Regions from separate parts of the Homo sapiens genome. Here region 2 is linked to region 1. A link is a loop called in an ENCODE intact Hi-C map of the cell type or tissue named here. Cell type or tissue: thyroid gland. All regions are shown on one strand. Each heading gives the region's core, and the rest is flanking DNA. Links, peaks and the distances in the headings are about the cores only. Region 1 overlaps CAPN2 (calpain 2). Region 2 overlaps LOC105373281 (a long non-coding RNA gene).

What was found. Peaks named below come from ENCODE experiments on the same cell type or tissue, not always from the same donor. Only the 100,000 strongest peaks of a DNase experiment are listed, where the experiment ranks them.
Region 2: a loop joins it to region 1, with 2.7 times the contacts of the local background. A loop is called at or near these places in 76 of 110 quality-filtered maps.

Annotation. Positions count from the first base shown.
Region 1 is chr1:223,748,193-223,751,001 of GRCh38, forward strand. It overlaps CAPN2 (calpain 2), which reads left to right. Exons shown (of 21, transcript NM_001748.5): 6 at 847-930; 7 at 2,698-2,783. Among named protein-coding and RNA genes, the nearest start is that of CAPN2, 37 kb to the left of the region's middle. RefSeq lists a silencer at 1-209. In thyroid gland, for the core only: a CTCF peak has its summit at 1,136 (motif pointing left); a DNase peak (open chromatin) is centred at 1,019; H3K4me3 peaks cover 520 bases; H3K27ac peaks cover 970 bases.
Region 2 is chr1:223,695,249-223,698,057 of GRCh38, forward strand. The region is part of intron 1 of LOC105373281 (a long non-coding RNA gene); the gene reads right to left. Among named protein-coding and RNA genes, the nearest start is that of CAPN2, 16 kb to the right of the region's middle. In thyroid gland, for the core only: a CTCF peak has its summit at 1,355 (motif pointing left); no DNase peak of the experiment used is centred there.

The DNA of each region.
Region 1 (2,809 bases), core at 152-2,651:
CAACGCTCACCAGGGGATGGGAGGTGGGCACTGTGCCCAGGAGCCTTGGAGCAAAGGCTGTGCCCAACCTCTGAGCCCTGTCCCATCCAGGTTCTGGTCTCTGCGGGGGACAGAGATAAGAAGCCCTGGCTTTTGGAGCCAAAATCTAGGTCAGACTCCCTAGGCAGGAATTCTCAAAGTTTATCAGCAGAACACGTTGAGGCAGAAGACCCTTTCTGCTCCAGCCCTTCTTCCCAGGCTCAACCTTCATCAGAATAGATAGGGGAAAGGAGAGGCTGTGAGGCGTTCTTAAAACAGAAGCAAATTCTGACTCAGACCGGAATAAACAACCGTCCTAGTATAAACCCTACAGCTGGGCTGGGCCAGACCACGGAGCATGGGCTGGTGGTGGGGCGAGGGTGTGCTCAGTGTCCCTGGGCCACTCAAGGCTGTCTGGGTATCAGCCCTGCGCCATCGAGGACCCCCTCCGGCCCTCTCTCGGCCGTGCGCCCTTTCCCTGCGCCATCGAGGACCCCCTCCAGCCCTCTCTCGGCCGTGCGCCCTTTCCCGCCCTTCCCAGCCTGCAGAAATCCGTGGATGCGCTATTCACACGGGAATGCCTGTGCTCGTTCCGCGAGAGGGTTGCATTCCGCCTTTTCTCTGGTATTCTCGGCGTTCAAGCATTTGAACGGGGTAGGAAAGGTTCTCCAAGTGCAAGAAAGCGCAGCCCTGAGCCTCCCACCCCAGGCCTCGGCCGCTGCGCTAGTGCGTCCGGCGGTCCCGCCCGGCAGTAGGACAGAGGGAGCGAGGGAGTCCGGGAGGAAGGGAGAGCGGGTGCGGCCAGTCTGACGGTTGCTGTGTTTGCAGATCACCAGCGCCGCGGACTCGGAGGCCATCACGTTTCAGAAGCTGGTGAAGGGGCACGCGTACTCGGTCACCGGAGCCGAGGAGGTAACGGCCGGCGCGGATGTGCAGGGGTCCTGCTGTCCTGACACGATGGCCACAGGCACAGTTTGTGGTGATGCCCAGGGGCCCGCGCGGCCCCACGGTGGTCCAGTTTACACTCGGGCCCCGCACTCCTGAAGTTCCGCGCGGGAGGAGAAGGGCGTCCCTTTCGCAGCTCGGGCGCCGGGTGCGCCGCGCTGCCACCTGGTGGCCGCAGTGGCCGGCGCCAGGGGCCCTGGTTTTACTTGTTTTAGATGTTACCCTGTTTTACAGTTACAACCTTACTATTTTGATAAGCTAAAAATAATAAAACAATGCATCTTCATAGTGTTTTATACTCTATAAGGTGCTTTCTCTTTTGATCTCGTAAAAGTATTCGTGCCCATGTTCAAATCTGACTGCCTCTTACCAGCTGTGTGGCCTGGGCCAATTACTGGAACTCTCTGTCCCTTAGTTTCCTCATTTAAAAAATGGAAATAATGATAATATCCATTGGAAGGTCGTGGCGATTCAATCAAGTTAATATATGTAAAGTGCTCAGAGGTGACTCACACATCATATATAAGGAGGTAGCTGTCCTTGCTGTTGTGATCACTGTTGTTATTGAAAATATTATGGGCTGACATGGTGGCTCACACCTGAAATCCCAACACTTTGGGAGACCGAGGTGGGAGGATCACTCGAGCCTAGGAGTTCAAGACCAGCCTGGGCAACGTAGCAAGAACCTGTCTCTACAAAAAAAAGTTAGCTGGGCATGGTGGCATGCCACTGTCGTCCCAGCTACTCGGGAGGCTGAGGTGGGAGGATCACTTGAGCCCAGGAGGTCGAGGCTGTAGTGAGCCATGATCATGCCATTGCACCCCAGCCTCAGCGACAAAGTAAGACCATGTCTCAAAAAAAAAATTATCAAGCAACTCAAGTTCACTGTTAATTACAGAACCCAGTCTAGACCGCAGATCTTCTGCATGTCCAGTGTTCTTTTTTTAACCTTGATTTTTTTAACTACCCCCTCACACACACACGTCTTTTTATTTGAAAATTTTCACGTATACAGAAAAGTTGAAAGACTAACATAATAACTATCCAATTGCCACTCCCCTAGATTCACCGATTGCTAACATTTGCCATGTCTGCTTTATCTATGTGTGCACTTTTTTTGAGCCATATGAAAGTAAGTTGCAGACGTTATGACACTTCCCTCCTCAATACTTCAGCATTTATTCCCTATGAATAAGGACATTCTGTTACATAATTCCTCTACTGTTGCCACACCTAAGAAAATAACATTAATTCAGTAGTGTCATCTATTATAAAGTCTATACTAACATTTTCCCAGTTGCCCAAAATGTCCTTTCTGGCGACCCACCCCAACCCCATCCAGGACTCAATCCAGATTCACTCACTGCATGTGCCTGTTATCACCAGTGATCTTTCAACAAATGGTAAAGCTTCTCTGAGCTCCTTTACCAAAAGCGCATCCTGTCAGTTAAGCTGAAGTTCAGAGATGAAGCACCAACAGCCCCATCCTCGAGAGCCGGATCCTGGGAGCTTTAAATCTCATTTTCCAAAGCTAGGCAGCAGTGAGAGGTCTGGGTGCCAAGCCCCCTCTAGCTCTTGTGATCCTCCCTCATACATGGACTCAACCCCCAAATCCTCCCCACCGTCCTCAGCCCCATACCTCCTGGCTCATGCGGAAGGGGGTTGGAGGCCCAAGCCTTCATAGCCCTGACTTGAACTCAACCTCTTACTCCTCCCTTTTATCTAATCCTGCAGGTTGAAAGTAACGGAAGCCTACAGAAACTGATCCGCATCCGAAATCCCTGGGGAGAAGTGGAGTGGACAGGGCGGTGGAATGACAAGTGAGGAGGGCGCAGGCCTCGGGGCC
Region 2 (2,809 bases), core at 154-2,653, 53 kb before region 1:
GGACAGCCCCAAGCCACAACAGACTCACCCCCACATACACACTAATACCTGTGGAGGGGAAGCCTGGTCTCCTCTGGCCCCTGGCACTCTCTATCCGGAGGCCCTGCTATCTAAGATGTGTTCTTAGTCACAGTGCTATGAACCTCGGACTTCTTGCAGGAGAACAGGGAGAAGAGGCCTCAGAACATTAGTTTGCAGCTGCAGCTCCCTCTCCTGCATGTTTTCATGAAGGAAAATACCGTTAGACATTAAACACCCAACGTTCAAAATCTTAGACACGAAGTTGGGAGAAAAGGGAATTAGTACTCATCAGATTTTTTGCTGAAAAATGAGAGATAGTTTTAGGGGGCGGGCCCAGTGGCTCACACATGTAATTCCAGCACTTTGGGAAGCCAAGGCAGGTGGATTGCTTGAGCTCAGGGGTTCAGCATCAGTCTGGGCAACATAGCAAAACCTGGCCTCTACAAAAAATTACAAAAAAAAATTAGCTGGACATGGTGGTGTGTGCTTGTAGTCCCAGCTCCTCAGGAGTCTGAGGTGGAAGGATCATTGAGCCTAGGAGGTCAAGGCTGCAGTGAGATATAATCAAGCTATGATCGTGCCACTGCACTCCAGCCTGGGTAACAGAGTGAGACCGTGTCTCAAAAAGAGAAAGAGAGAGAAAGGGAGAGTTTTAGGCTAATTTAAACAGAAAACATTTTTGAAAGATTATTTTATTGTTACAAGATGGACTGTGATTGATGTAAAAATACCAACAGACACAGTAAAAAGATATAATTCCTCTAAATATAACTAGAAGACACAAGAATTTCACAGCATGACCACAGCTGTACAATACAGGACGTTAGCCGTGTTCAGAGTCAAGTTCCTCCTGCCTTCGAGTGCCCAGGAAGCTGCCCTCCTGTCAACAGTACCCAGCCACAGGAATGAGAATCCTACTAGGTCCTCTGATAAGCTCATTTTGTCATTATTGCCTTTAATTCCCCAAGTGGCAATCCCCATCCTAAATGCTCTAGAAGGCTCGTTTCCATCCTGGCTAAAATATCCTGATGGGCTGACATGATCCAACCAACTGCAAACTGAGAAATAACGTCTCCAACTTGCCCTGCGCACATTTTCTCCCTCCTCTCAGGAGCCAATGTGAGCCAGTCCCGCACATTCCAGAGCAAATAGTGTCTGGACTGAATCGATGGCTACTTGTAGGCCTCTCCAGGATCCAACCATCCCACGTAGGTCTTCTCGAAGTGCTGTCCACTCAGAGAAGATCTGGCTGAGGAAACAGACACACAGAGGCCACGCAGCCAGAACCACAGCCCAAATCAGCCCATAGGAACAAGGTGGGGAGACCACCACTACTGCCCCCTGCTGGACACTGGGCAAACTCCTTCGCGGAACTCACAAGCCCTGTGTGTCCCGGCACCTGCTCTCTTCTCTGGCCCCATCTCCCATCACCATCCTCATCTGACAGTCCACACTACAGCCACCGAAACTTCTCTCAGTTCCCAGCCAATTACTCAGTCATTTTGGAGCCCTCTCCCCTTCCTATCCTCTCTCCGTCTATCCATCCACCCTTACACTAATTGAACTCAGCTCTCAGGCCCCAGTTGATGACTTCCTCCCTTAGGGCCAGGCACGGTGGCTTACACCTGTAATCCCAGCACTTTGGGAGGCCAAGGCAGGTGGATCACTTAAGCTCAAGAGTTCAAGACCAGCCTGGGCAACATGGTGAAACCCCGTTTCTATGAAAAATACACAAAGTAGCCAGATGTGGTGGTGCACACCTGTAGTCCCAGCTACTCAGGAGGCTGAGGTGGGAGGATCACTTGAGCCCAGGAGGTCAAGGCCACAGTAAGCCATGATCACACCACTGCACTCCAGCTTGGGTAACAGAGAGTGACCCTGTCTCAAAAAAAAGACTTCCTGGCCATGCGTGGTGGCTTGTGCCTGTAATCCCAACACTTTGGGAGGCCGAGGCAGGTGGATCACTTGAGGTCAGGAGTTTGAGACCACCCTGGCCAACATGGTGAAACCCCATCTCGACTAAAAATACAAAAAAAAAAAAAAGAAGAGTCGTCCGTGTTTGCACGCACCTGTAATCCCAGCTACGCAGGAGGCTGAGGCAGGAGAATCACTTGAACCTAAGAAGCAGAGGTTGCAGTGAGCCAAGATTGCGCCACTGCACTCCAGCCTGAGTGACAGAGTGAGACTCCATCTCAAAAATAAAAAAAAAAAATTAAATGTAAAAAGACTTTCTCAGTGTATGTGGTATATCCAAGACAATAGAATATCATTCCACCTTAAAAAGAAGGAAATCAGTTGGGCACAGTGCCTCACACCTGTAATCCCAGCACCTTGGGAGGCCGAGGCACGTGGATCACGTGAGGTTGGGAGTTCAAGGCCAGCCTGACCAACATGGAGAAACCCCATCTCTACTAAACATACAAAATTAGCCAGGCGTGGTGGTGCATGCCTGTAATCCCAACTACTCAGGAGGCTGAGGCAGGAGAATTGCTTGAAACCAGGAGGCGGAGGTGGCGGTGAGCCCAGATTGCACCTTTGCACTCCAGCCTGGGCAACAAGAGCAAAACTCCATCTCAAAAAAAAAAAAAAAAGGAAGGAAGGAAGAAAGGAAATCCTGTCACGTGCCACAACATGGATGAAACTTGAGGATATTATGAGGATATTATGCTAAGTGAAATAACCCAAGACTCCCCAAATCTGGGTGAGGATCCTCAGTAATTTGTCTCCATAGCGCTTACCACAGTGAATTGCAATGGCCTGTTGCCCATTGTCTATGTCCTCTGTAAGG